Linked DNA regions of Mus musculus: region 1 is linked to region 2. A link is a loop called in an ENCODE intact Hi-C map of the cell type or tissue named here. Cell type or tissue: left cerebral cortex. All regions are shown on one strand. Links, peaks and the distances in the headings refer to the core of each region. The heading gives the core; the rest is flanking DNA. Region 1 holds the start of Lratd1 (LRAT domain containing 1). Region 2 has its middle 98 kb from the start of Gm40287.

Region 1 (16,005 bases), core at 3,233-11,232, 1.4 Mb after region 2:
ACGTGACTTGTACTTTGCTGGTAATTATAAAACACTATTCAGCATGCCTGTGGTGCTGTTTAAAATGCATCTTCCTAGAGCCAGTTCTGAGACTAAGTTTCAGTGGATTGGCAAAGAGCCTGAGAATCTGCATTTGGTGGTGGTGATGGTGGTGTGTGTGTGCGCGTGCGTGCATGTGTAATGGCTATTATTGGTTACTGATTTGACTATAACTGGAACAACCAAGTGGCTTAGTATACCTGTGGGAATTTTTTCTTAACTAAACTATTTGAAATAGGAAGACCCACCTTTAATCCAGATCTTTCGAAGAAGGAAGATCTGCCTTTACTGTGGGCCATACCTTCTGCCGGCAGCTGATGTAAAGGACATAGAAGAAAGAAGCTTTTTCTCCTCTCCTGCTTGTTCTCCCTCTTCTTAGCAAGTCCATTCCTTCGCTAGCATTAAAGCCTACATTTTCAGGATCCCGGAAGAGACCAGCTGAGACATACAGCCTAGGGAATAAACAATTGCTGGATTCTTATACTTTCTGTTGGTAGATAACCATTGTTCCACTACCAGTTCTTTTTCTGTAGAGCAGTGGTTCTCAACCTTCCTAATACTCTAAGCTTTTAATACAGTTTTTCATGTTGTGGTGAGTACCAACCATTAATTTCTTTCCTACTTCAAACTGTAATCTTGCCTCTGTTATGAATCATAATGTAAATATCTGATATGTAAGATATCTGATCTGCAACCGTTGTGAAAGACTCCATTAACCCTTAGCTCTTCCTGGGAGTACTCAGGAGTCTTTAGGGACTCAATGATTAGATGTCACTAAAGACAGGTTAATACAAGCACTCATTTGTTGATGAGAACTGAAAATGTAAAGAAAGAAACAAAAATAACAATAAGTGGTGAAAGAAAAACTCAAATCCTAGGAGGCCAATTAAGAAAAAGTAGAACATTTGAGTACCGATACATGAGAACAGGTGCAGAAAGCTGGGTTCTTATTGTATTTCACTCTAAGGTTATCCTATCATTCACATAGTCTAGAAAATTAAGATGGCAAACAGGATACTTAGTGAGAGTAAATAAGTTAGTCACAAAGATACTACAGGAATTTAGAGAGCGCACAGGGGAGACCTGTGATGAGAGTTAATGAGGACGACACAGCCATTTTGGATTCCTTAAATTCTGGGGATCTGTCATAGACCATTGTCATAGACCTGATCTGAGGTTGAGCTCCATCATTACCACCCCCACCACCCTTGAAAGTATTGCGGTGACATGGACTTGCTGAAATGCTACATGTACTCCAGGTAAGTCAATCCTGAATACAAGAAGACAATAATAGAAGAAAAAGCATACAAATAACTTATTTTAAGATGAGCAATTGCTATAGAGTAACTGTCATTACAGATAATCACAAATATTATAGAGTCTTCACTGAATACAGTTCATGTCTTCCTACCAATGCCAAATAATACATTAGTTTGTGTAGGGACATTATCTGGTTTACACAGCTATTCAGGAACCCTGGTCTCTTCCCATCTAATGATGCTTCTGTTTAAGAGATCTTAGTATTTCTACCATGGATCCTCTACACTTGCCCAAGCAGAAAAGAAAAGTTCATGTTAACCTTTCAGAAGATCAGTCTGAGAGTAAATAGCTTCCTCTCACTTCCACACACTGCGTTGTAGGTCTAGGTGTTTGGTAGGGTTCCCTAAAGAAAGGGCAATGGACTCCTTGAAGCTATAGTACAGGCTCACTTCCCAAGTGGCTACAGTGTATTCATTAATACAAATCAGGGTAAGTGTGCCAACTGCCTAAGGAAGCCAAGGACAGGAAACAGGGCAGTTTATTTCACTAAGTGATACATGCTAAAAGTAGGGCAGATAATTAAAAACAAAAGCATTGCTTAGCAAACAATGATAGAAATCAGTGCTCAGGGAAAACATACACTCCTGAGTCCTTTCTTCCAGGGTCAGCTGAAAGATGACAACCTAATCCAGAAAGTCAAGGACCCAAGGACCCAAGGGCCATGTCAGGAAAATATAAAGGAAAGGCTCTCCTCTGCTGATGGAGGAGGAACAAAGAGGGAAAGAAGGAAGATGACACTAAAAGGAAGAGTGACATTTAGAGATATGACTCTTAAGTCTCTCTAAGATTTCCACATTCCTATTACTCACACTTGGAATTGTTCATTGAAATGATTCCAAAGCTGGGTAACCAGGTGTGTTTAGTCTAGAGTTCACATATACAAACCCACAGAGTTTTAGGTGTGGACCTACTCTCAGGATGTTCACAGGGTTCCCCAAGACTTTAGAAGCAATTCCATACCCTGGGTAGGGACAGCCTTGAACACCCGGGCTATAGCTATTACCATAGCTGAAGTGGAGGATTCTCTCCCTGCTTCTACCAATAATAATAGCGAGTCATGCCAGGTGCCATGCTCATATACACAAATGTTTGCCCAGGAGGCAAACAGTATTATTATCTATCCATTTACAGATGAGAAACTGACAGCCACAGTGAACTTCCCAATCTTGAAGCATAGTTCAAACTTAGTTGGCTTCCAGTTGAGTTTTTAACAACTATCTTCTACCAGTTTTGATGACTCTGCAATTCTTCTAGATAGAAGCAGGGGCCATGCGCTTAGAAAATTAACACGAGACAATTTGCAAAAGATATCTTGTGGTGAACGTGGTCATTTCCAAATACTAGATTCTCTTTGTAATTGCCAAAGTTGACATAAAGTAGATGCATAGACCTCAATCTATTCTTGGATTCCTTCTTTCCTCTGTTTCATGATAATTCAGAGCTCCCTCACTACACTGAATACTTACTCCCATGTTGTGAATAAAATAATCAGCTTGTTAACCCCACAGGGGAGAGGGGATGAAAGAGAGAATCAAAATCTGCACACTAGATTTAAGATCCATGCAGTAACAAAGTTTCACTTGGAATATTCTCAGGAACATTAGGATACTAGGAAACAAAAAGCAGCCTGCCCACTCTGCACTCTGGGGTAGTAGGAGACACAACAGGTATTCTGAACAGCCTGCAGGCTACACTGGTGTGCCACTCTGACCTTGGGAATAGAGCCCTAAAAATACAGCTATTCAAAATCAAGGCCTGAGCTACCTTTAATGTATTCTTCTCACATACCACCTTAGATATCTTCCCAGCATCTCAGAGACCAGTTGATACTAAGAACGATAACCCTTCTTGATTTCATAAATTACTTGTTCAACTAACTCTCTTGACTTCCTAGACAGAAAAAAAAATGAGCTGTTTGTTATGTGTATCAAATATTAAAGTTGCCTTAAAACCTGTAGTTAGTGCTTTCAAGGAGGACAACTTATTTTCTAACAACTTCCATGTGGACTGCCCTGGTTACTCTTCTATTCCTGTGAATAGACACCATGACCAAGGCAACTTATAAAATAAAAGTATTTATTTGGGGGCTTACAGTTCCAGAGGGTGAGTCTTTGACCATTATGGTGGGAGCATGGCAACAGGAAGGCAGCATGGTGCTGGGGCAGTAGCTGGAAGCGTACATCCTTATCTACAGGCACAAAGGGGGGGGGGGGGCAGAGCCAGATAGAAAGACACAGAGAGACACATAGAAAGAGAGAGATAGACAGAGACAGAGAGATAGAGACACAGAGAGAACTGGGGGTGGCCTGTTTTTTTCAAAGCCCACCCACAGAGACATAGCTCTTCCATCCTGGCCACACTTCCTAATCCTTCTCAGAGTTCATCAATAATGACCAAGCATACCATTCCCATTCAAACCACTAATTGGACACTGGCCAATTTTCTAAATTAATTTAAGTAAATACTATACAGATGACTGATTTAAAACCAGTCTTTTTTCAGCAATACTTATCAAGTCTCTACTTTGATAAATCACTGCCCTTGCATGCTATGAAGGCAGACAACATTCGTGAAAATAATACAAACCTGAAGAGAAGGTGGAGGCTATGTACCTTGTAAAGAATCAGGCAGACAGCTCAGCACAGAAAGGTTGACACATTCTATGAACTTAGGCCCAATAACTAAAGTACTTGAAACACTTGCTTTTGTTGTTGCTGTTTTTCACACTGTGAAAACAAGATTTAGTCTATCAGCAAACACTGTAATTTATATAAAAAGTAAACTTTCTATGAACTTTGAGGAGGTTGTTGTTGCTGACTGACCCCAGGATATTTCCTTATTTGCTACAAAGCAGATTTTAGTGACTACCCTATAAAGGTCTGGGGGTTAAATTGCCTACTTGAACCTCTAAACACAGGGATGGTGGCCACTGTGGTCAATTTTCCTTTTGGTTACTACTGAAGCTCATTCTCTGTCAGTCATTGCCAGGGGGCCCAGAACTCAGCGGCATAGTCTGCAAGCCTAAGGCACACGTGTGCTTCAGGTTTGTAATGAAATGAAGTGGTCTGAGTTTGAATTATGGTCAACAGCTCCCAGAAGGGAAAGGAAGGGGCTATGGGGAAGGATGAGAGAGAGGAGGAGGGTGAAAGGAAGAGGGAAAGGGGAAGGAACATGGGGGAGGGGGGCGAAGAGAGAGAGACAGACAGACAGACAGACAGACACACAGACAGACAGACAATCATCTCAGAAGCCCTTCAGTGTAAAAGTGACATTAAAACCTGACCCAGAAACTCTAAGAACTCTTCCAAAGTTTAAGGCAGAAAAGTTTAGAAACTGTCTAGAATTTCCTTTTACGGAAGAAAGTCACTTTGTATCATCCAGTGTCCCTAGTGCGTTCATTCACTGAGTTCCCATCCTTAAGGACTAATGGACACTTTATCACACACACAAAACCAAACATGATTCCCTTAATTAGGACAGTTTTGGAATTGGGAAACACTTCTGTGCACTAATATCAGCTAGCATTTGAGATTCAGCCCTCTCACGGGAAACGGGAGGTTGAAGACAAAGGAACATTCAGAGAAGGTGCCAGCCAAAGCTCAGACTTTCTGGAAGCCTTTGACACCTACATGGTTCTCCTTTTAAAACCAGGCGCCGGCAATGGCGCTGGGTCAGCACTTTCACTTGGCTCAAAGGACAGGCGCTGAGCACCATCATGCAATTTCTAAGGCGGCTGTGACTGACAGGAACAGAAGCAACTGTGCGACAGCCGGGAGCCAAGCAAGACTCCGAAGTCCCATCAAAGCAACCTCAAATACGCGGTTCCTGGTTCCTAGCCACTCACAATGCCTTGGCCACGCAGAGCGTTCTTTTTTTTTTTTTTTCTTTCTTTCTTCTTCTTCTTTTTTTTTTTTTTTTTTTTCCACCCCCAAACTCAGTTTTCCTTCTGGAATCTGTCCTCTTATAATACAGAACACGAACGCGGGCGGACTGTGTTCTCAGTTACTAGGGACTCGGTTGCAAAGGAGCAGCTGGGTGTACTAGCCACGCCCCTCTTATGCTCCCCACGGGTGCTCACACCTACGCTCCCAATGCGTTGAGGCTGGGGAATGCTGGGGGCTGGGCAGGGCGGAGCACAAAGGAAACCCGCCCCTGATTCCACCCCCAGCCGAGATTGGCAGGGCTCGGGGACGAGTCCTAGCCAATGGGCGCGTTCCGGGGCGGGCCTGGAAAACGGCTGTTCAAGGGATTTAAGAGTCGTCCGCGCGGCTGTAGGAAAGCGGAGTGGAGCCAGGACTTGCCAGGTGGAGCAGACGCCCAAGCCAGCGTAGACACGGAGCGCATCCGCACCGCTCTGGGTACCTCACCTCACTGCTCGTCTCCGGATAGATCGGAACCGCAGTCCCACGCGACTCCAGGACCCACTCGCCACTGCCGCCTCCACAGCACCCATGGGGACCTGGAGACTTTAAAAGGAGTTTGGGGTTTCGGGCGCAGGGAAATCACGGGTACGGAAAAGCCGCTTTCTTTGCCTTAAAAAATGGTTTTTCTTCGTCCGATTGTGTGAATTGTGTGCTGGGTTGAAGAGAGGGGCTCTTCGGGTTGAAAGTAGACGTCTTCACACACACACACACACACACACACACACACACACACACACACACACACACACCACTAATACTCACCATGGGTTTCGCCTTGCCTCCCCTGTCTCTTTGTTAGGTTATTTTAGACAGAGCAGCCTCGCCCTGGCGCAGTCCGATTGGCTCTATGAAAAAGGCAAGCAAGGAGAGGGCAGAGTGCACCTGCCTGCGTGGGCAGGTGTGTCCCAGTGCTTGAGAGTACGCGCATTGACAAGTGTGCAGGCGTTCGTCCGGAATTGTGTAGGAATTGGGGGTAGATGGTGCCAATGTGTGGTCTCCAAGATGTTTCATTGTGGGTGTATGACATTAGCATTGTGGGTGTATGTACCAGGCTGTCAGTGCCTGGACTCCAAGTGTGCAAAATGCTGATGGCAAGTGAATGCCTGCAAACGAGTCTTGCCCTTGTGAAAGAAGCTGTCGGGGATCGGGTGTGACCCAGTCCAAAACGAGTAGGTGGGCTACAAAGGATGGCGACCACAATGTGAGCTCAGCTTGCTGTATTTCGGGCCTTGGGGCTTCTCTTGACACCCTCCCTTCCTTCTGGGTATATCACCAATCTGCCACAACCTGCGCTCTCTTCGCCCACTTGAACCTTACATGCTCTCTAGCCCGCCTGTGGTTTCTACTGTGGAAGTTACCGGGCAGGGTTCCTGGGCAGAGTCAGAGGCTGGCTGAGCTGGTATGCTGTCTATTCTGGCCCTGAGACTGGTGCCTTTTTCTGTGCCCCCCCTTTTTTCTTTTCTTTCTTTCTTTTTTTTTCCCCCCCTTTTAACCCCAGGTCGGATCTGCAAAGTTGGCTGTCGCAGGCGACTCAGTGCCGGTGGTCAGGCAAGCTGCAGGCCCCTGGGGAACTGAACGCCTTGGGGAAGGGACACCAGGAGGGTCAACCCGGACTCTGATGGTGTCTATCCTCTCTCCCTCGGCAGATCTCAGTTGCTGGCCCTGGCCTCGCCGCGTCATTGATGGGCAACCAACTGGACCGCATCACCCACCTCAACTACAGCGAGTTGCCCACTGGGGACCCATCTGGGATTGAGAAGGACGAGCTGCGAGTCGGGGTTGCCTACTTCTTCTCGGATGAGGAGGAGGACCTGGACGAACGCGGGCAGCCGGACAAGTTTGGTGTGAAGGGCCCCCCAGGTTGCAGCCCTTGCCCAGAGAGCCCCAGCCGCCACCACCACCACCTGCTGCACCAGCTCGTCCTCAACGAGACTCAGTTCTCCGCCTTCCGGGGCCAGGAATGCATCTTTTCCAAAGTGACCGGCGGCCCTCAGGGCGCCGACTTGAGTGTCTACGCGGTCACTGCGCTGCCGGCGATCTGCGAGCCAGGCGACCTGCTAGAGCTCTTGTGGCTACAGCCGGCGACCGAGCAGCCCGCGCCAGCCCCTCACTGGGCCGTCTACGTGGGCGGCGGGCAGATCATCCACCTGCACCAAGGCGAGATCCGCCAGGACAGCCTGTACCAGGCGGGCGCGGCCAACGTGGGCCGGGTGGTGAATAGCTGGTACCGCTACCGCCCGCTGGTGGCCGAGCTAGTGGTGCAGAACGCCTGTGGCCACCTGGGCCTCAAGAGCGAGGAGATCTGCTGGACGAACTCCGAGAGCTTCGCTGCCTGGTGCCGCTTTGGAAAGCGCGAGTTCAAGGCTGGCGGGGAGGTCCCCGCAGGAACGCAGCCGCCGCAACAGCAGTATTATCTCAAAGTGCATCTGGAGGAGAACAAAGTCCACACGGCCCGGTTCCACAGCCTGGAGGACCTCATCCGCGAGAAGCGTCGCATAGACGCCAGTGGCCGCCTGCGAGTGCTGCAGGAGCTTGAGGACTTTGTGGACGACAAGGAGTAGCCTCAGAGGGGCAGCTCGGCGTGCCAGTTCCCACGCCCGGAGTTCCCTTTCGGTCCCCGCAGTTCTGCACCCCATGTTCCCCTAACGCGCCCGCCCAGGGCCAGCGGCTGGAAGCTTCGGGAACTCACCACCACCCACCGCACTGGGCGGGAGCAGCTGCGCGCTCCTAAGACAACCCTGGTGTTGGTGATCATGCCAGGGTAATCCAGCCTGCGCCTCTGCCCTGGGTTGTGAAGGGAAAGAGGGAGTGGGCAAAAGGGGAGCAAGGACACTACCTTTCCAGGGAGCCAAGGGTCAGTGACTCTTCTGCAGACAGGGCAAATATCCTTAGTCACAGGGAACCGTCACCCACCACCCCCAGATGTGCACACACAAACCAGTCGGAGGTGAGAGTTGGTCTTTTCAGGACACAATTCAACTCCCGAATGGAGAGTGGATGTGCCCCCGGATATCAGAATTCCCATGAAACCGAGCCTGTCTCTGTACTTTGGAGCACTTCAGGGACTCCAGGTTACCCTGAGGCTGCCTGGAACTGTCTTGCAGCTCTCCAGCCCAGAGTCTCCTGACAAAGCATTCCAGGCTGAGCTAGATAGGATTGACTTCTCAGTTTGAGCAACTGGAAGCCGATGCCATTCCCGGCTTGACCGACACTTGCCAGAAGGAAAGCCTTCTGGGTCCCGGGAGGAAAATGGTTGAAGCACCTTTTTGGGAGAGGAGGGCCTGCTGGCTCCGGAAAAGGAGCTAATTCACCTGGCCTGTGGGCACTTGAACTTAGGAAGGAGGAGGCTTTTTGCTCGGAAGCCCTTGATTGCTTCCCTTCTCACTCAGAGTCCTGTATTCAGCGGGACTGAAGGAGAGGGAGGCAGGGAAGATCTACAACATTCCAGAAACCAGCATTAGGACAGCCTAGCCAGTGTCTTTAGTTTGGCTTTTCCTAACTAGAAGGCAGGAGGCAGGAGGCAGGTGGAGATTGTTTGTAAAATGAAACAGCAGTTTTCCAACGATATCAACAAAGCCTACAGTGTCGATGCTTCTCTTGATCATTTTTAGTAACATGCTAATGAAATTTCAAATTGAAATTTTTATTTTCATGGCTTTAATCCATGATAGCTTAAATACTGGGGGCCATTAGGAGTGGAATTTAGCTAAGACCTTAGCTGACATTGCTTTCACTCTGGTTTTTCTCAACTCTTATGAGAATTCTGTTTGGGGATATTATAATTATTCCTTTTTTTTTTTTTTTTCCTGGCTTTACAAAGTAGGCCTGCAATGGTGGAGCTGTTTATTAGTGTGTATATTGTACTGAATTTTTTCAGTTCAAGGGTCTGCTGCTTTGGTGAAAATTGCTAGCAAGTTCCATGAGGGTTCTTTTCTTCATTCTGTTTACCATCATCATCTCATCTTTGCATTCCCCCCTCTCCTCACCTCTTGATCCCCCTTGAAAGGAATTTAGAGTTCATGGGCTTTGGGGCCCGCTTTTGTAGCTTGTCCTGATGTTTATTTCTGAGAACAGGGAAGCGCTCTTAGAAGCAGGACAGAATGTGTGTCTTTCTAAACATGAAGGTTATGTGACGCTCCTTTCTTTGGGCAAGAGTTTGTGGATTTTTCTCCAAGGGGTACAACCCCAGCCTAACTGATCGTTACTTGATTCTTTGTGTTACACACACCTTGGAAGGTGCACAGTCTCTCATGAGGGAGTTTGTCAAATAATGATGTTTAGCTCATGGTTGCAAGCAATTGGATACTATGGTTTCATTGAACAGCAAACACTATGTCCAAAGCCACTTTCTTGGCATTTCAAAACTAATGCAATAAAAACTAGTAGAAGTTAGCAGGCAGGGAAATGCCATTTCCATGGTAAATGGTTTGTTTCTGTTTTCTGGGGATTTTTGTTGTTTTATTTTGTTTCATTTTGTTCTCATGCTGGATTCATTCTCTGATCTTGAGTCAAAAGGTCAAATCAATGAAATATGAACTAAAGTATTTTTCTGAAGCCAATCGAGTGATTTATTTTTTAAAACTGCTTATGTTTTTTCTTTCAGCACATACAACAGCAAAACTTTTGTAAACTTAACCTTTGCATGTATGGAGAACTGAAAGTCATTTATTTCTCTAACTTAGTCTTTTGGCAAATGACAGATTGATGACCATAAACCGAATTCTTTCTTGTGTCTACACACACCATATCCTTTCCTGTGTCCTACTACTGTATCTTGGCTCCCTGCTGAATTAAATACCATCCTAAGCACTGGTTCCAACAGGACTCCTTCTTGACACTGTGTCAATGAGTGGGCAAAAGAACTCATCAGTCTCTATCGCACCCAAAGCTGAATGATTTCTTTGATGGGATGTGTATGCTTTCGAAAAGGGCCATGCTAACAGGGGAGTGCTTCATAAGCTTTATACTTGCTGAAACCTGATGGCAATGAAAACCAGATTGGGATTTATAAATAGCATTTGTTCTTAGAGTGATCTACTGAGGTCTTGGTGGACGATGATACTTTTACAAATTCACAATAATAAAACATCGATAAAAAGGGGGGGGATTTGAAAGGGGGCTCTAAGGTTTGATATCCCTTTGTATGGGTCACTTGAGTTTTATTGTGGGCCAGTCCCATTTCTCTAGATCCTTATTGGTTACAGGAATTAAGCCATGAATCTTGTAACATTTGCAAAAGGACAATAAAGTAGCGTTCAGGGTTTTTTTTTTTTTTTTTTTTTTTTTTTTTTTTTTTTTTTTCCTGTCCTTGGGAGCTCTGTAGTAATTCCCATGATGTGAAGAGTGTGAAGCTGAACTCTGTTCAGCCCTTACCAGGGTAAAGGCCACCTCACCTTTTCTCCCCTGCTAAGAGTCGTATTTGAAAAGCAAACTACTACAGAGAGAGAGAGAGAGAGAGAGAAATTTAAAATGCAAATGAACTTAACTTACTTCATTAAGCAAGCAAACAAACAAAATGAGTAAGACATAGGAAAGGTGAGCTGGGCAGACACGTGAAAAATAAAGCCCTCCAATGCCAGTCCTTTCCAAGTGTGTTCTTTCCTTTGAAAAAGAAAGCCTATAGAAGTTGTATGTGCTGCACTAAAGCAATGCAAACAAGCAAAATCAACTGTATAAGTGAGCTGAATTGATAGGTATAAAATTTCTTCGGTATTTAACAATTTAAGTGAACTTTATGTCAGCATTTTCAAATGTAAAAGAATTACACACACTAATCTGCATTTAGAAAATATAACAGTTTACCAGACACAGAAGTAAGTTTGAAGCTCATGACTTTTTATTCATGTTTTCCCCATTCAGTATCATGTGTCTTTGACGAACACTTTTGTTTAAAAGTTGACATTTGTCAGAAAAGTATTTTATTGATATTTGCAAAATAATTAATTTCCTGAGTGTTCAATTTAGTCATCCTCCTGATCTTCCAGTATCCTCTAGTGATTGCATCTGTTTTACTTCCAGCATCTCTAAGAACTAAAAGACCAAGTCACCTAATATACAAGGTAAAGTCAAACTAAAGCAAAATTAATAACAAATTATACAATAATAATAATAAAAGGCCCCTAATTTTCTCTTATGTACATGCATGTCCTCAAAGCTCCCTGTTGCTGCTTTTTATCACTGTTGGTGCTATACATGGTGGAGCTATGGACCCTTCATGGCTTCCCTTACATTAAAGGAAGATATTGGCTTGTGTTTTTTTGGAGAGACCATTTGCCGCTTGAACAGAAGGCTACGGATGAAAACCCACAGGTTTCCAGGTGCTTTGAAATAGAGTTTCAGTTAGCTAAAATTTCACCTAAAACCCTCAGTTCATTTTCAGCAGTTTTAGCTGTTAGAAGAATACTGGTATGTACCTGTCTATAATAAGGTACATTTCCATATATAAGTTTCTGCCATTAGCTAGACATTTTATTCACACACACACACACACACACACACACACACACACACACACACACAGTTTTTTAAAGAGCAGATGGAAAGTGACTTAAGGTTTTAGAAAAAAAAAAAAAAAAAAAAAAAAAAAACAGGAGGCAGAATGTCCACGGGTTAACAGTTAACATAGTTCATGGGCAGTTGAGCACAGCATGCTGTGGCTAAAACCAAACACAAACAAACAAAATATGTGTGGCTGACGCAGTTAGCTTTTATTGCATACCCCACCGCCCGTGTTGTGTCCCCTTTTATTCTCTCTCTCTCTCTCTCTCTCTCTCTCTCTCTCTCTCTCTCTCCCTTCCTTCCTTCCTTCTTTTCCCTTTTTTTTTTTTTTTAACTTTTGGCTGGCTTATTTTTTTGAAACAGGCTTGCCTGCAATTTTCAGTATAGACTAGGCTGTTGGTTTCAACCTCAAAATGGTCCTCTAACCTACCCCACCTGAATGCTGGAATTACGGGCATGCACCACTACCTCCAACTTAGTTTCACTTTTTGAAAGTGAAAAACAAATAAGCCAAAAATAATCAAAAGCAAAATCAAGATTCAAAGAAAATCTGAAAAGATCAGGAGGGGATGAAACAAGTAAGGGTGGCGAGAAACTGCAGAGGTTATAGAATTTTCTGAGCTAGTAAGCTCTTCAGCAGGAGATAACTGTTCTTCATTCTAACTGAAGACGGCAGAGAAAAACGGATTCTAATGTGCAACACTTGGATAATTTATGAAGTTCTCTGGCTTCGTAACTCAAAGTTTCCTTTTGAGGATGTGGTACCTGTCTTACACCAATATAAGAATGCCAAGAGTTTGGATATGCTGGGATGGAGAATGGTGTTCTCTGCCCATGCTTTAAGTGGCTGAGCATCCATTAGAGCAGCCCCCAGCTGCAGGCTTTCACCAGTTTCTGTTAATGACTGAGGGTATGGGGGCACATATGGGGTACAAAAGGTATCTCAATCGTGTGGGTTTCAGTAATTATTGATCACTTAGAAACTCAGAGAATGCTGGCATTCAGTGGGAAGGAGACATGAGCTTCCATAGCTGAAATCCACAGAGATGGCTTGGAAAGCTTCTGGGCCACCTCCTAATTAGGATTAGGTCTCAAGGGTTCCACGAAAAGTAAAAGCTGTTCTCTTGCCTTTTGGTCAGAAGGGTGAAAGCACACTAGTATTTCTGAGTCTGTCCTCCCTCACATCCATCTCTCTCTCACCTCAAGAAGAGATTTTCCTAGCAGGAAATGACAAGATTATTCCTTCAGAGGAAGGTTATTATTATTATTATTATTTTTATAGCTCTTGCTACAATCATAAGACACAAAAATGTTCTTCATTTGTAGACAAAGATGAGAATACAAGCTTACCTTGCTGGGATAATTAGATTTGGTGCTGTTTGGTCAGGGTGTATTTTTTCTTTTCAAATAAACATTACTCATTTTTGTACATAGTAGAATAATTGCTATGCTTGCTGGCTTTTATAATCCAATTATTTTTGTATGTGAACATAAGTTCTGAACTTGGTTTAATCTAAATGGCAGATACTTATGAAATATTATGTATGAATAGAGGCAATACCTTAGTTTCCAGTTCAAAATAAATGCTTCAAAAGCCAATGGAAGGCAGGCTCATACCAACCAAACCTCTGGGTACTCTGGCACAAAAGTATAATCTTGAGTCATCCTGAGCTACACTTTGAAAATCCATCAAAGCAGCAACTCAGAGTTCGAACAAAACAGTAAGATGATAGTTGACTTATCAATTAATTAATTTGCTTATTATTTTCTTTCTAGTGGCAATATGTCTGTGATATCAATCGAGGTATTAGTAATCTATTCAGGCTTCAATGGAAAATATGAGGTTATTTTATTATAAGTATACTTATATTTGTGTTAACAAATAAGTTAGTTATTATAAATTCAACGATTTTCTCCTTCCAATAATACTGAAGCATGCTAGCTTATTCACTAATTGTGAAGCCCAGTGTCTTTAGTTTTCAGATTCCCCTAAACAGTATACAAATCTGGGATAGTCACTGAAGATAGTTTCATTGCATGTTGCCACTAACAGCAATATACATGTTCTGTCCTTTTGTGTTCATCGGTAACATGGCCCTAGGGTTGGGAGTTCTGAGGCAAAGGAAGTTCAGGGAAGTGTAGTCAGATATAAGTCACAAAACTATAGGTGTTTCAGATAGGTTAAAAGTCAAGATAAATGGCAAACAGTTGTTTGAGGATATGTGCATTTTATTATATTGTAATGATACAATATCCAATATATTACATAGGATATATTCATATTAGAAGTTATGTTTAGTGAAATTAGACAATAATCACCTTATTATAGACCCTGGGGTTTAGAGTTGTCAGTCTAAGGGCATTTACTTCCTACCCACAGCACAAGAGGTTTCACATTTCTTTTGTGACCCCAGGATTTATCTTTCTAAACACTCGTGGCCATGGTGATATTTCCACACACAGACAGTTTCATTGTTCACAAGATTCATCACAAAATACTTTAGTAGGACAATCACAGTCCTCCATAGTGTGAATCTGTCCATGCCTAGTTGCATATCCTACAACTTTCAGACCCAAGCTGCCTACATTTGTAGAACATGTAGTTTTAATTCAGGCTCCCATGACTTCCTATCTTGTCTATTTTATTCAGTCTTCCTGTCTCAAATCTAGAATGACAAGCCCATATTTATCCACTTTTCAAGGACCAAGATCTACCCAAAACTAGAGTGGTTTTGATCATTTTATTCTGGAAATTTCCATTGTACTTTCCTTAGACCACCACATACACTCTTTCCTCTGTGATGCATGTCAGTTAAGTCTTTTGTATCACACATGTTTGTTCTATGGAAGACAAGAATATTATATACTGTGTTCATTCTTTTGTCATTGCAAAGCCTTGGACTATCAAGTCTTATTTAATGGATGGAAAATCCTGACAGTCGAAGAGATGGCTTCCCACATTAAGTGAACATGAACTTACATGTGACACACTCTACATACTACTCAGTAGGAAGCTAACTTCTATTTAGGAAACTAGCTACAGTGATGAACATTTCCTATTGCACTATATTTATTACAAATGTTAAGAGACTAGCCATGTATAGTATAAAAGCTTTTTCTGTCTGCAGCACAGTAGGATATAAGTTCTTCATGAATGGCCTTTATAAGTTTCACTACTATGGAATTGCAGGCTCTTTCCCCTTAGCTGCAAATTTTATAGACAACAAAGGATTGGCATTCAAGATATAAACATGAGACAAGGAATTTTCCACGGAAGTTTCTTTAATAAAAGGAGGCATGACTGCCCTAAGAATTTTAGTCAGAATAGAAAAGTCTACAAAACACAAGTCCTTTTTCCTTTTGCAAAGGGAAATCTCTTTCGATCTTACCCCTAAGCCACTATATTTATAACACTTGTGGAAGAGAAAAGGTCTTGCTTGCTTGGCATTTCCATGATGGGGGAAGAATTGATAAAGAAAATCATCCTCCTCTGATTAATATGTTTTGGACCTCCAGGCTTGTTGAGCAGTGAGAATAATCTAAGATGTTGTTGAGTGTTCAAAATGTAACTAAATTAATGTCTTATGAAATGTATATGCTTCTATAGTTAATATTTTCCCCAGAATTCTTAGGAAGGTTTCCCTGGAGTTTTCTGGGAAGTTATTATTCTCATAGTACCCCTAGGCACTTAATAGAATTTAATGTGGTTTGAGCCATACTATGGTTGTTAGTACCCAAGGAAAGCTATTTCAACTTGGGATTTTAAGCTATATATAAGGTCTGGGGGAGACTATGGAAATTCAAGAATGACATACTTTATAAAATACAAATACTAATTTGAAGTTTGAAATCTAAAGAATCAGTGATATTGGTGAAGCATAGCTTTTTTCTAAAGACCAATTTCCAAAGTAGACAGAGAAGATTTTTCAAAAAGCATCTTCACCATTCTCTCAGAACTCTATGCTTGCATGCCTCTGCTTTATCTCTGTAGGCTTTTATGAGACAGGATTGACAAAGGAGAACAGACTCTGGACAAGTTCCTCCATTCTTTATAGACCAACAAAACAAGTCATCAAAACCATTTCTCTTCTGCCCCTATTATTCCCTAGAGCCTTTAAAGACTTTCCATAACTTAGTAGGGGGAAATACAGGCTCCCCGGCAGCATGAACATTATATTCTAGTTGGTCTGGCTCAACCTCCCTACAACCCTTTGAATATCACTGG
Region 2 (16,005 bases), core at 4,394-12,393:
ATTAAAGTCTCCCACTATTAGTGTGTGTGGTCCAATGTGTTATTTAAGCTTTAGCAATGTTTCTTTTACACTGACAAATGTACTCTATGAGGCCACAGTCAGCCTGATACCTAAACCAAACAAAACCTCAACAAAGAAAGAGAACTTTAAATCAATTTCTTTTATGAACATGGGTGCAAAAATACTCAATGAAACACTCACAAACAAATCCAGGAATCCATCAAAGACATCATCCATCAAGATCTAGTAGGCTCTACCCTAGGGATGCAGAGATGGTTCAACATACAAAAATCCACCAGTGTAATCCACCATGTAAATCAGCTGAAAGAAAACAAATGACATGATTATCTCAATAGACACTGAAAAAGGCATTTGATAAGATCCAACAACCTTTCATGTGAAAGGTATTAGAGACAACATGGATACAAGGCACATACCTAAACATTATCAAAGCAATATACAGCAAACCAATAGCCAACGTCAAACTAAATGGAGAGAAACTTAAAGCAATTCCACTAAAATCAGGGACAAGACAAGGCTGCCCACTCTCTCCCTCTCTATTCAATATAGTACTTAAATTCTAGCTAAAGCAATAATACAACTAAAGGAGATTAAGGGAATACAAATTATAAAGGAAGAAGTCAAAGTATCACTACCTGCAGATGACATGATAGTATTCATAATCGACCCCAAAAATTCTACCAGAGAACTCTTACAGGTGATAAATACTTTCAGCAAACTGGCTTGATACAAAATTAACTGAAAGAAATCAGTAGCCCTTCTCTACTATAAAAATGATAAATGGACCGAGAAAGAAATTATGGAAACAATACCTTTTACAATATCCACAAATAAAATATCTTGGTATAACTCTAACCAAGCAAGCAGCAGATCTATATTACAGGAACATCAATCCCTGAAGAAAGAAACTGAAGAAGATATCAGAAGATGGAAAGATCTCCCAAGCTCATGGATAGGTAGGCTTACCATAGTGAAAATGTCCATCTTACAAAAAGCAATCTACAGATACAATGCAATCCCCATCAAAATTCCAACACAATTTTTTAAAAACCTCAAAAGAGCAATTCTCAACTTCATATGGAAAAACAAACAAACACACACACACACACACACACACAGAGACACACAGACACACACAGACACACACACGGTAACCAAAACAATCCTGAGCAATAAAAGAACTTTTAGAGGAATTACCATCCCTGACCTCAAGCTGACCTCAAGCTGACCTCAAGCTGAAATAGTGATTAAAACTGCATGATATTGATACAGAAATAGACATGTTGGTCAATGGAATCTAACTGAATACACAGAAATAAAAACACAGACTTATGGCTACTTGATTTTTGATAAAAAAGCCAAAACCATACAATGGTAAAAAAAAATCATCTTCAATGAATCGTGCTTTTCTACTGGATGTCTGCAAATAGAAGAATGAAAATAGAACCATATTTATCACCCTGCACAAAACTGAAATCCAAGTGGACGAAGGAGCTCGACATACAGCCAGATACACTAAAGCTCATAGAAAAGAAAGTGGTAAATACCCTTGAACAAATTGGTACAGGAGAAAATTTTCTGAACAGAACACCAATGACTCAGGCTCTAAGATCAACAAATGATAGATGGGACCTCATAAATCTGAAAAGCTTCTGTAAGGTAAGGACACTATCAAAAGACAAAATGGCAGCCTACAGACTGGAAAAGAATTGTTATCAATCCTACATCTGACAGAGAGCTAATATCCAAAATTTACAAAGAACTCAAAAAGTTAGACACCAACAACCCAAATAACCCAATTAAATATGTTCTACAGAGCTAAACAGAGAATTCTCAATAGAGGAATCTTGAATGGCTGAGAAGCACTTAAAGAAATGTTCAAGATCCTTAGTCATCAGGCAAATGTAAACCAAAACAACTCTGAAGTTTCATCTTACACCTATTAGAATGGCTAAGACAAAAAACTGAAGAGATAATATATGCTGCAAAGATGTGGAACAAGGGGAATCATTTTTGGTGGAAGTGTGAACTTACACAACCAATTTGGAAATCAATTTGGTGGTTTCTCAGAAAACTGGGAATTGTTCTACCTCAAGAGCCAGCTATATGACTCCTGGGCATATACCCAAAGGATGCTCTTACATCCCACAAAGACACCTGCCCAACTATGTTCATAGCAGCTTTATCCGTAATAATCAGGAACTGGAAACAACCTAAATGTCCCTTAACTGAAGAATGGATTAAAAAAAATGTGGTACATTTATGAAATAGAATACTATTCAGTAATTAAAAAGAAAAACACCATGAATTTTGCAGGCATATGGATAGAACTTGAGAATATCATCCTGAGTGTTGTAACCCAGTCCCAAAAGGACATGCTTGGTATGTACTGACTTATAAGTTGATAATAGTGATAAAATACAGGTACCATGTTATATTCCACAGACCCAAAGTAGCTAAACAAGAAAGAAGGCGCAGCAAGGATGCTTGAATCTCACTTAGAAGGATGAATAAAACAGTCATAAGAGGTAGATGGAAGCTGGGTGTTGGTGGCACACGCCTTTAATCCCAGCACTCAGGAGGCAGAGGCAAGCGGATTTCTGAGTTTGAGGCCAGCCTGGTCTACAGAGTGAGTTCCAGGACAGCCAGGGCTACACAGAGAAATCTGTCTCAAAGACAAACAAAAAACAACAACAAAAAAGAGGTAGATGAAGGGAGGGAACTGGTAGAGAGGGAATTGGGTGGGACATAGTGGGGTTCAGATTCAGGTTTAGGGAAAGACAAGAGAGATGGCCAGATGGGCATGAAAATGAATGGAAATCTGCAATTAATATGGGTAAGAATGTAGGGAGCATCTCTAGGACTGGACACACAGAGAGAGAGAGATCTGGGATGATGGAAGAGCCCAAGAATTAATGGGGGTGACCTTAGCTGTGATTCATGACATTGCGGGTATGGAACATGAAGAGGCTACCACCTGTACCCAGGCAAGAACCACAATGGAGAGATAGAGACACCAATCCACCCACAAAACTTTCAACCCAAAATATATGTTGTCCACAAGAAATGTAGGCACAGGGGATAGAATGGAGACCAAAAGAATGGCCAACCAATAACTGTCCCAACTTGAGACCCATCCCATTGGAAAGCACCATTCCCTGACAATATTAATGATGTTGTGTTATGCTTGCACACAAGAGCATGTTGTTCTCGGAAAGGCTCCACCCAGAAGCTGACTCAGCCAAACAGTGGATAGCGCTCCAGAAATCTTATGGAAGAACAGGAAGAATGCAGGTCCCAAGGGGGATAAAGATAGGAACTTCACAGGAAGACCAACAGAGTCAACTAACCTGGACCCTTTGGGTCTCTCAGAATCTGAACCACCAACCAAAGAACATACATAGGCTGTACCGAGACCTCCAAGCTCATATGTAACAGATGTGCAGTTTGGTCTTTATGTGGGTCCTAAACAACTAGATCAGGGGCTACCTCAAAAGCTGTTGCCTGTACACGGGATATGTTCTCCTAGCTAGGCTGTGATATCTGGCCTCAGTGGGAGAGGTAGTGCCTATTCTTGCAGAGACTTGAAGTGCTAGGGTAGGGGAATACCGGGGTCGGGGTGGGGGTGGCAACCACTCAGAGGAGAAGGGGAAGGGGGTTAGAGGAAGGATTTTGGCATGTAACTGAAAAAGTAAAAAATAAAATTAAATTATAAAACAAACAAAATTGCAGTCGGGATAATGAACATAAAATGGGTCTACATGTGCAAGGACAGATGCCATTTAGAATGCCTCATTCTGTTTCTTATGGAAAATGAAGACATTTGATCCTTATTGTCCTCATGTGTAACTAATTGTGAAATCTACCATGATTTCATAGAGTCCTTATAAAGAGTGTTATCACAGTGAATATTTAATTATAAATCGCAATAGATCACCAAGTAGAAGTATGGTTGTTATATCTTTTATATATTTCTTTCTCCTCTTTTTTTCACATTGAGCTCTGTAAAGAACAAGACATTTGCCAAGGATGACATCACTGGGAAGACTCATTTCTGCGTATGTTCAAATGACACTCGGTCCTCATGATGATACTTTGGTGGTTCATAAGAAAACAAGTTCTGAGCATCTAACATTCATGTCAAGAGATGATATATTTTTCAAACTAGTATTCATAAAGAAATAAAATTTCTAAATTTGTACACACACCTGAAATACCATATTAAACATTTATAATTTTAATAATTATTTCTGATATTCTCATCTTCACCACAAGAGGCCACTATGACCCAATGTATCCATATTTAGTATGAATACAACTAATTTCTTCTGGTTTTGAAAATCGACTTGTTTTTCTAAAAGCAACGGTCAGTAATGCTTCTTTATTTCCTTTTCTTCCACTTTTAAAATAGCTGCCACCTCTCCTATCAGACAACATTCTTTCCCCTGATTCTATGGAAGAAGCCCAGGTCTTAAGTAAAGAAATCCATGGATTCACAGCTTGATTCCAACACCAAGGCAAACTGTTTAATTTTTATAAAAAGAAAATAATAGAATTAATTACTTCACTTTATTATCAAAGATATATTTCTGTCAATGTACTTAAAATCTTATCCAAGCCAAGGATGTTATCAACAAATACTAACTCCTGTGCCCCAGGAAGTTCAACACATACTTGTCTACACTCATCCCTCTGTTTGTAAATATGATTAAAGAATCCAAAGTGGTTTATATTCAAATACCAGGAGGTGAAGCGATGTGTGGGAAGGCAGTCTCAAGGATGGTTACAAGGTTGAAATTGCACAGAATAGTTACTGACCCATAAAGTGGAATTATGGATTCATTAATTTTATCTTTAAGTTACTAACTTCCCAAATAATGAGCATGCATGAATTTTCAAATAGAAAATATAAACATAAATATATACACAAATATAAACAACAACTCATTTTTTTAGATATCATTGCTCCTGCTATCTAATCATTTTTCAAACAATTCATGCAGAAGTAGAAAGTAAATATGGTAGGGGTGGGGTCCTTTATAGACTGCCAGTATGAACATAAGCCTTCCATTCGGGCCCAGGTATCAGACTTTTCATTCAATTTTATCACAAGAAACTGTTAATTAAATACAGTGGCAGAATAATTCAGTACAGAAAACATCAGATGGATAACACTTGTGATTGAGAGTTCCATTTAAACATTAATGGTGATAAGTGTGGCAGACATACTATAATGACTTTCCTCTTTTATGAGTGTATGTGTGCATGCATGAAAATGCATGTGTGTGTGCATGCATATACATACCTTTTTGTATACGTGCATGTGGAATTTAGGGGACAACCTCAGATATCTACCTCAGCAACTGTCATCCACGTCCTTTGTAACAGGGTTTCCCATGGGCTTATAGCACACTAGACTCAATTAGATATGAAGTGAGTCCCAACGGTCCTCCCACCTCTGCCTCATCAGTTCTAGGAATATAAACATTCTTTATCATAACCAGCAATCTTGTAGAGTTCTGGCAATGACACTCAGGTCTCCACGCCTGTACGGTGTGCACTTTGATGACAGAACCATCTCCTCAGCCCTGTGGTGTCTTTTATTGAGTTTGTCACTCTCCATAATACCTTAGAGATACATCCAGGATGATAAAATTAGAACTATCATTACTGAAGTATTTTTTTAAATAATTCATAGACAGCCAGGCGTGGTGGCACACACTTTAATCCCAGCACTCGGGAGGCAGAGGCAGGTGGATTGCTGAGTTTGAGGCCAGCCTGGTCTACAAAGTGAGTTCCAGGACAGCCAGGGCTATTCAGAGAAACCCAGTCTTGAAAAAACAAAACAAAAAACAAAAACAAAACAAAACCAAACAACAACAACACAAACATAGACAATGATGTAACACTTCTTACACAAAGTTGAGCAGAAAGTGTGATCCAAGTAGATTAAAATATATATATATATATATATATATATATATATATATATATACACAACACTTCTCATTTGCAATAATAAATATGTTATACATCACAATGCACATAGCTTCAGTGTACTCGTACTATTTGTCTCAAATGTTCTACTTGTCTTTTTGTAGAAGAAGAATGAAATACACAGGAACATTTTAGTATCCGGAGACTTTAATATTTGTCATACTGCCATTGGATTCATTTAAATAGGAGAATGCTACAAACGGAGAAGCCACAATATGTTTGGAAGTAGTCTGCATTTCCATGTCACATATTTATTTTCACTTTGTTTGGTAAATATCATATACATAGGATCTACCATTCATACAACATAGAAAAATAGTTCCTGCAACATCAATGACCTTCTCCTAGTTGAAGAAACAATTTCCACCTATGTTTATCCTTTCCAAAGGAAAACATGTAGTATTTCAGTTCCATATGATGCAAATAATTGGCAGTAGTCAACTAATTTTTAAGATCAGCATTTAGTATTGTTCTATAAAATCACATAAAAATATTGGTTACAATTACTCTAAATTAAGAGTTGGGATTTTAACATGTATAGGAGGATGTTTGTTCCTGGGGTCTAAAAATGTGGCAGGACCAGAGGCTGTGAAAATATTGGCCCTAGGGCAGAATCTATTGATGTGGTCTTTTTATATGGATATGTGATCAAACTGCCTTCTAAATCAACATCTTTATACTTACGGGTATGTAGTTCTCTTATCTTGGATAGAGAAACTTCTTATTGTAGTGGTCAGTAGTCAATGAAGAGACTCTCCAGAGTGCTGGAAATAAGTGACTGAGAGTATTCAGCAATAGAGAGGGCATCTATATCACTCCCAACCTTGAGGCTCATGGCGGGTAGAATAATGTAAATGCCAAAGAGTAGGAAAGAGTATTGTGAAACATTATTCTTTGGGCATGACATGACTCTTGCTCAAATGAACTCACAGCACTTGTGATCAAACCTGTTTTAGTTCCAGCATGGAGTGAGAAGGAGCTCCCAGGACCTTCCACCTGCTGAAGGAGCACTGGCAGTTGATGGCTGGTAAGCATTGGGGGAAAGAGAAGCACTTTTCACTGGACCAGCTAGATGTGAGTAGAACGCACATTCTGCAATGGATCATCTCTCATACTTCTCATACAAATGTACATAGGGGAAGCGCTTACTCAGTGGGTATGTGTGTGTGTGTACTGTGTATATGTGTATACGTACATACATATCTATATATGTATACGTATATACATATATATACACAGAGACAGACAGAGGATATGACATTGGGATGGGGAGATATGCTGAGATGGAGCAAGGACTAGAGAGGAGTTGGAGGGAGTATAGATGGATCTACTATGTACAGATATAAAAATATCAGAACATATAATATAGTATAAATCATTCCTTCACTGACAGTTAATAAACATAATTTTGAAATAAAGACTAGTCTATAAAAATTTTGACAGTGCCTAGAAAATTCCTTTCATATAATATGAAAATTAATGAGAAATATGCTGTCTTAGGCTTGTTTTTAAAATAAGATCTAGTTTTGTTCTCAGTGATCCCTCTTGAAAGAATATTTTCTTTGATGAAATTTGAGTGATGGAGGACTTTAAGAGAGTCTGTCAACACATTGCACTTCTATATGCCAGCCTCCTACAGCTCTGATCTGGTACCAAGATGTCTGCCTGTTAGGAAGCTTGGCATCACTCTCTTTACACCACCTGCAAGCTGGAAGTTTGTGAGACTCTTTGAAACCATTACCTTTACGAGATCCTGTATTTTGAATGCTCTGGCATTCTATGCCAAGCCATGCTAGGCCCTGGTAGAAAAGGTGTTAATGTCTGACTTATAAAAAGGATTGCTTGTGGAGTTACTGCTGTTTGTAAATCAATTCCTCCCTGGTTTTTGCCTGCAGATGATACATGGTTGAGTACCTCTCATGTGGCAGTTCCCTCCACTGAAGATCCTTTCTTTACATATTCTAATCATAGTGTAAATACTCAAAATCCATACAAATAAGAAGAATGATCTGGTTGCGGTTAAAATTAAAATCATACATTGAGTGTCCTCAATATTAACTCTGTAGCTCCGAAATTTGATGAAGATTTCAAGTATCTCAGAGTGGTATTAAATATTATCCAGCCCTGACCTGTTCCATTGTAGTGCTGCACTATAGGCATTTTCTTTAAATAAAGAAAAATAAATAAGAAAGAAAGAAAAAAAGTATGTATGTGTGAGAGAGGTTGACAGAAACAGAGAGACAGAGATAGAGACAGAGTCAGCACACAGTCTCTTGTTTGCTAGGCTACCTGGACTGCAAGCCTCTAGACATTCTGTAACCATCTCCCATTCCACTTTAGGAATGCCGGGATTACAGGTGATCCTTTTGAGTTTTACAAGGAACCTAAGGACCTGAACTCGTGAAGGTCTTCATATTTATATAGCAAACACTTTGCCCACTGAGCCCCGACTTTATGTCACCAGTGGCATGAGCTAGGAATGGTCAAAACTTTGAACACTTGCATTTATATTCCCTTCCTGCCACTCAATCACTTCCTGTAGGTCTTAGAATTTAATTCTGGGCTTAAATTGGATATCCCTTTCGACATTTGTCATCCCCGCTAATAAAGTAAGTTGGTGTCTTTTCCTGAGGCTTAGGGAGGAGGTGATTTAGATGTGGCTCCTACTGAAGGAGGCTCCTGAAGGAAGTGCATTTCATGCCAAAAGATGGCGCTATGCTCTCATTGTGTAAAGCGAAATTCACATTTTAAACCGCGTTCACCAAAACCACAATTGCTATCTTTTTTTCTCCCTCAAGCAGAGTTTATGAAACATTAATCAATTTAGAGAAGCTAATAAAAAGCCTGGAAAATGGATCCCAATGTTACTTAAATTATGGCCGTTTATCAGTAAACAGAGGGAATTTATGGGCCAGGTATTGGAGTGTACTAAAAAGGAGGCTGCTTAAAACAGCTTTGTTCCTTGATAAAGTCTGAGGACATTTTAATGCATATGAGGTTTGAATTTGTCACTGAATTTGGGGCAAAATTGATTTTCTTTTTGTTTTTTTTTTCTTTCAGTGGGTCAAGTTTGATGATCTTTATATTGAAATCAAACAGTCTATGCAAAAAAAAAAAAAAAAAAAAAACAAACCTTTGGTAAGTTATGGGTGGTTTTTCCAATATGGTTAAAAATTAAAAATATGGGTTTCTACCATAATTATATACCAACATTAATTTTTTTCCTAAGTTAGATTAAAAAAAACAAAAAAATTGGGATTAGTTTTACAAGACAATTAATTGGATAGCACCTGGGTTTTCTCCAACAGGGATGAAGACACTGGAGAGATCTGTACTTAGAGAATTCCAGAGGAAGGGGTCTATGCTGCAGTCTGAAAGAACTGTGTGGTTAGACAGGCTGAAGACCAAGAAAATATTTTCTGATCACCCCAAATGTTGGGTAGAATAAATTGTTCTACATTTCACAAAACACTAATCATTATTCCATGTGAGATCAGCAATATCATGAAGAACACAGGCAGATTGGGTATCACTAATTAGATACAATGGAATACACTTTAAGCATAAAGAGAACAGAAAGGACTCCAGAGATAATGTCTCAGTGGTTAAGAGCATTGACTGATCTTATAGATGACCTGAATTCATTTCCAAGCAGCCACCTGATGGCTCACAACAGTCTGTAACTCCAGTCTTCAAGAATCAGAAACTTTCTGACCTCCAAGAGCATTGAATGTACATGGCACACATACATAGATGTAGGCAAAACACCCATATATACACAAAAGAAAATGAAAAACAAAAAGACATAGAATGTGTTGGGAGGTACCTTGGACAGTTGGAAGGAAGATTGAAGGGGCAGGTATAATCATAATACATTGCATGCATGTATAAAATTCTCAAAGAAATAATAAAATACATTTAAATAAAGAGACTAGGATCCATCAGAGATAACTTGGGGAAACCAGATGTAATTAAGGCTTAACATTTTATAATGTAAAGTTACAGAAATTTATGGATAACATAGACTTCATGTATATCTTGGACATTTAAAGCCTCTTAGACATCATGTCTGATGTCCTGAAATAAAATGTGATACAGCATGCAAAATGCAAACCACCAAGCTAGGAGTTGGGGCACACAGGTTTTAGCACTTTTCTTCAGATTTGTGTTTTTCTAATGTATACAAAAGTAATGTGGGAAAGATTATTCTAAAGTCCCCAATAGCACTGAGACTCTATTATTATTTCCTTTCCCTAATACTGAACATAATAGATGTCATAAAATTTAATGACCTCCTTAACACAAGTGGTAAATTATATTTTACAATAAGAGGCTGAGTTACTATTCAGTAAATTTGTAAAGAGAGTCGTGCATTGCAAGTGCTTTTTTTTTTTTCCCCCTCACATTATCAGAGCTTGGGGAATGAATTTGAAGCAGGAAGAAATTCAACTTCATTTGTAGGGGGTTTGGCCTCTTCTCCCTTTGTTCCTCATCCACAGATATTTATGGACAGTTTCCATGTGCTTGGCACCTCACAGGATTGGTGATGGAGTGGCTATAAGTTACATGGCTACACTGCCTCTTGATGTTTAGGGCATAATAAATAAGTGGATTAAGAAACAGCTGGAGCATGGAAAGATATATACTCAGTGAAATACTGACAGACAGGCATCCAGAAAACACACTCTTCTGTGTTCCTCAACTTATTTCATGATATCTTACCTTTCCCAGGAGTTGGTTCTATCATGTTCTCAATGTCCTTCTCATCAACGGGAACATCTATACATAGGGTATACGGTATGCATTTGTTTCCTGGAACTGCTGTCATAAAATGCTACAACTGGTTTGAAACAGAAATTAATTTTCTCCTAGTCAAGAGGACTGGAAACTCAGAATTATGACATCAGTAAGCTATGCCCTGTGGAGTGTTGGGAGAATCTATCCTAGCTTCTGGTGTGGCTGACCATCATTGACCTTCTATTGTTTAAGTAAAGATGATTATAAATTATATCTCTTCAGATAGCCTTCTCTCTGTGCCTTTGCTGTGTCTTTCTGTCAAACACCAGTGTCTTTGTATTCAGGACCCTTATGCATCATAAAAGACCACATCTCAAGTGATTACATGGATAATCTATATTCCAAACAAAGACAAAGACACGGTTTCCTGGTTTTCTTGAACATTTGGAAGATCCTGCTTAAATGTATTGTTTTGAAAACTAGTGTTCTGAGAAAATAGGATACAGGAAGAAAAAGTGTAAGAAGAGATTTTGTTGCTAGCTAAGAGATATTATTGAATTGTGTGTATATGCATTTGGGTACAGTGATGTTTCCATCTGTTAGTTTATTGTATGCAGCCAAATCATAGATAATTGTAGTCTGGGATGATTGTGGGAACCCTAGAACTATTTAGGTTTCATGAACTTTGGTAGACATTTTTGTTATGCCCACCATGCCAGGATGAAGTGTCCTTTTCAGCCCCCATTGATCTCTCAGAAACAACATTGAGTATCCTAGTGATTTATTAGACTATGCCGGGGCCTAGCAAACACAGAAGTGGATGCTCACAGTCAGCTAATGGATGGATCACAGGGCTCTCAATGGAGGAGCTAGAGAAAATACCCAAGGAGCTAAAGGGATCTGCAACCCTATAGGTGGATCAACATTATGAACTAACCAGTACCCCGGAGCTCTTGACTCTAGCTGCATATGTATGAAAAGATGGCCTAGTCGGCCATCACTGGAAAGAGAGGCCCATTGGGCATGCAAACTTTATATGCCCCAGTACAGGGGAACGCCAGGGCCAAAAAGGGGGAGTGGGCGGGTAGGGGAGTGGGGGTGGGTGGGTATGGGGGGACTTTTGGTATAGCATTGGAAATGTAAATGAGCTAAATACCTAATAAAAAATGGAAAAAAAATAAATAAAAGAAAAAAAAAGAAACAACATTAAGGTTGTCAAGGGAGAAAAGTCACAGGAAAAAGAGACATACAGTTGGCGTAATCTTGGAACAAAATAATTAGCCTTGGAATTACTGAAAATATGAAGAATTCTTGACAACATAATGATTCCAGTGAATTCCTTCCCAATTTTCCTCAATTCAAAATCAATTTTAAATTGACTTATCTTGCCATTAGGAATGACATGTTTAATACGAGGGTTTTAAATGCTGACAGCATGAAGTCCTTTATGATAGATGTTCTGTTAAGCCTCAGATCACAAATCAAACTTTTAACGACAAGATTTATGGTTTTTCTATTTATTCAGTGAAGGTGAAATTTCACTGAGGGAGATTTAGATTTTGCAAAATGTAAGAAAATTTGGTATTCTAAAATCTTAGGCATTTGCTATTCACAGATAAGACCCTGACTGAGTTTTTAAACTGACTATGCACTTTCACACAGTATAAATTTCCTTTCTTTGTTGTCCTGATTTACCTCCTGTGTCTGTTCTTCCTCTGATCCCACTTTCTTCCTCATGTTCTTCTTGCTTGTGTTATATCTCTCTCACCTCTCTCTCTCTCTCTCTCTCTCTCTCTCTCTCTCTCTCTCTCTCTCTCTCTTTCCAACTCCAGTTGGCTTTGTCGTCCTTCTTGCCCTTCCCTTTCCCACTTCACTAGAAATAGCCTAAAGTGAAAGCTCAAGCACTGTAAATGACAGCTTTCTTTGTAGACAGCAGTAGATAGAGTCTGAACTTTGCAGGAAAAATAAATCCCCATCTAAAAGATCCTTGCAAAGTCTAAAATCATACAGTGGATTCTCAAAGTGAAAGGGTAGAGGAGAACATGAAGGTGAAAACCAGATTTTTCTGAGTTCACTCAATGTATTCAGAAAATATGGGAGAACAAAGCCAAGGGCATTACCTGCCTCTACACACTGGGGAGGGGGGACAAGTTAGGAAAAGATAGCTCCTCTGCATAGTGAAGTGTGCAGACATAGCAATTGCTTGCCCTTATCAGTAATCATTGAATACACGCTTACCTAGCGCATGTCTGCAATGCACAGAGAGAACTTGGATCCCTAGTGAGTATTAGTAGATAACTTTGAGGCTTGGATTCTGTCTCCTCTTCATTGGAATGTAAGATTTTAGAAAAATTACATGGAAAGACTGTGGTAAATTTCATGTGTCACTTCTTACAGTATTTTCCTCTGTGTCGGGGTTCTACCCTGAACTTTTTGGCCTATAGCAATGACTTGAAGTGTTTTCCCTTTAGTAGTTTCATTGTTTCCAGTTTTAAATTAAGGTTTCTGATCCAGTTTCAATTGAATTTTGTACAGGGTGAGAAATTATAGATCTAATTTGATTCTTTGGAGATAGATGTCTAGTATCATAAGTACGTTTGTTGAAAAGCTGTCATTTTGTTCAGTGAATGTGAGAAGCCAAACCTACTCCATCTTAGGAGCTTAGGTCTGGCTGCCATCTAAAAAAAAAAAAAAGCCTAAGAACTTGATATGCAGCTGAACTCAAGCTGCAACCAAGTATCAGGAAGAACCCAGGACTTTTTCTTGGCACATACTTCAGTTATCCCTAACCTATGTCTCCCAGCCTCCAGATCTGAATCACAAGTATGCCCCCCATTTCTGGATTCTAGTTCATTGCAGGTAAAAAGTCCAAAGTATTCTTGTTCAACTGCAAATGCAAACAATACTCTTAGCTGTGTAGTATCTTGCCTTGAGATCATGACTCCCCAAATCTCTTCATCTCCTTTCTTAATATCACTCAAACAGATCGGGCCCATTAGTGCTGCTGCCTCTGTTCTTCCAGGTGACATTGCATCCTTATTTTTTGCATAGGTGAGAAATCCTATAAAAAGCAGTTCTTACATTGGTTTTTACATTCTTGAACTCATGTTTTCAGTATTCTTTCCCACAGCTTTAGGTTGTCCTGAAGGTCAAAGCATTAGTATATTGCTGAGGAATACCATCTGTAGTCTCACGTCCTGGAATTTCACAGTCTGATTATGATGGAGTCATTAATCTTGGCAGGGAGAACATTCCCCAAAGGAGGGACATAAAGTAAAATATATACACTATTTTATAAACAAACCATATGCGTACAACAATTGTCGGCACACATGAAGACCCATGAGGTAACCCGATCTCAAAAGAACACACATGGTATGCACTCACTGATAAGTGGATATTAGCTCAGAAGCTCAGAATACCCAAGATACCATTTGCAAAACACACAAAACTCAAGAAGGAAGACCAAAGTGTGGATACTTCAATACTTCTTAGAAGGAGGAACAAAATACCCATGGAAGGATTTATAGAGACAAAGTTCAGAGTAGAGATGGAAGGAATGACTATCCAGAGATTGCCCCACCTGAGGATCCATCCCACAAAAAACCACCAAAACCAGACACTATTGTGGATGCCAACAAGAACTTGCTGACAGGAGCCTGCTATGGCTGTCTCCTGAGAAGTCCTGCCAGTGCCTGGCTAATACAGAAGTGGATGCTCACAGCCATCCATTGGACTGAGCATAGGGTCCCCAATGTAAGAGCGAAAGAAAGTATCCAAGGAGCTGAAGGGGTTTGCAGCCCCATAGGAGGAACAAATAATAAGAACTAACCAGTAACCCCAGTGCTCCCTGAGACTAAACCACCAACTAAAGTGAACACATGGTGGAACTCTTGTCTCTAGATTCATATGTAGCAAAGGATGGCCTAGTCGGTCATCAATGGGAGGAGTGGCCCTTGGTCCTGTGAAGGTTCTATGCCTCAGTATAGGGGAATTCCAGGGCCAGGAAGCAGGAGTGGGTGGGTTGGTACGCAGGGGGAGCAGATTAGGGGGTTTTTGGAGGGGAAACTAGGAAAGGGGATAACATTTGAAGTGCAAATAAAATATCAAAGAAAAAAGAAAAAAGAAAAAAAGAAAAATAACTAAGAAAGAATAGGTAAAAAGTTCCTACATAAAAAGGTTGTAGGAAATGGAGAATAGCTAATTACCCTGATTTGATCACTACACAATGTACACATATACCACATCACACTTTTGCATCCTGCAAATGCCATTATTTGTATTGTATGTGGATTAACTGCAAAGGAGATCTTAGGTAGTTTCATTTTCATGTGTGCAGAATCACCTTTGTAACAAGACTATGGTATATCACCACTACCTTTGAATACTCACTGTAATCTATCTGTGTGCTATCTCATTGTTTTTCCTCATAGAAAGTTTGTGAAGCAAATATTATCATTTCCATCTCATTGTTGACAACACTGGGACTATGAGGTGAACAGTAACTTTCCCTAGAGAAACCTTGCTCTCTGTACAAAAGCTAAGAACTCCTGAAGCTCTTGGCATGCCTCTATCTTTAGTACCACACAGACTCATGGTAAAATCCTCTCTCACGGGATCCAATGTCCTGAGTGTATGGATGTAATTTCACACAAGCAATATTTATCAAATGCCAATAGCATAGATGCCTTTGACCCCTTTGTCTCTCTAAGCATCAGTATCACAACGATATTGCATGCTTCTTTTATGGCTGCCTGTTCTCCAACTGTGATGTCTTTAACATACTATTGGTGTCCTGTGATCTGCCTCTAGAACTATAGAAATGATCTAGAATTCCAGAGTGTGCAATTTACTTTTTACAAAAGGAAAAGGAAGTTGATGTTACTAAGACCACAGGCTTTGAAACTTAGCACTAATGAAATTTAATCCATAGTACCCACTATATGTTCTAATAGTTGACATCAAGCTAATTTATTTGTTGCTTACATTTTAGAAATATTAAACTGAATGGACTCCTCCAGAAACACGTGATCTAAGTAAGACACAGGTACAAAATCTACAGAAGGAGTGCTCTGGGCAGTGAGTGTAAACAGGCAATTCAGAGTTCTCAGGAAGTATTTATTATTTATTATCTATGTGAAAGATAAAACTTTCATTGTGCTATGAGTGGACAATTGGTTTTAAAGACATGGGGAGAGATACAGGCCTACTTGTTAATAATGATCTCCATCCTACATGGTACCCACTGCA

What was found. A loop is a pair of places that touch in the nucleus more often than their neighbours do. Peaks named below come from ENCODE experiments on the same cell type or tissue, not always from the same donor. Only the 100,000 strongest peaks of a DNase experiment are listed, where the experiment ranks them.
Region 1: a loop joins it to region 2, with 5 times the contacts of the local background. A loop is called at or near these places in 2 of 42 quality-filtered maps.

What each region holds. Positions count from the first base shown.
Region 1 is chr12:14,141,684-14,157,688 of GRCm38, reverse strand. It overlaps Lratd1 (LRAT domain containing 1), which reads left to right and starts at 5,651. Exons shown (of 2, transcript NM_029007.2): 1 at 5,651-5,867; 2 at 6,929-10,091. The coding sequence starts at 6,965. The coding sequence ends at 7,843. In left cerebral cortex, for the core only: CTCF peaks have their summits at 6,492, 6,698 and 7,535 (motif pointing left); DNase peaks (open chromatin) are centred at 8,219, 8,670, 9,390, 10,155 and 5 more places; H3K4me3 peaks cover 5,323 bases; H3K27ac peaks cover 3,472 bases.
Region 2 is chr12:15,500,496-15,516,500 of GRCm38, reverse strand. No RefSeq gene overlaps it. Among named protein-coding and RNA genes, the nearest start is that of Gm40287, 98 kb to the left of the region's middle. In left cerebral cortex, for the core only: a CTCF peak has its summit at 8,731 (motif pointing right); a DNase peak (open chromatin) is centred at 8,726.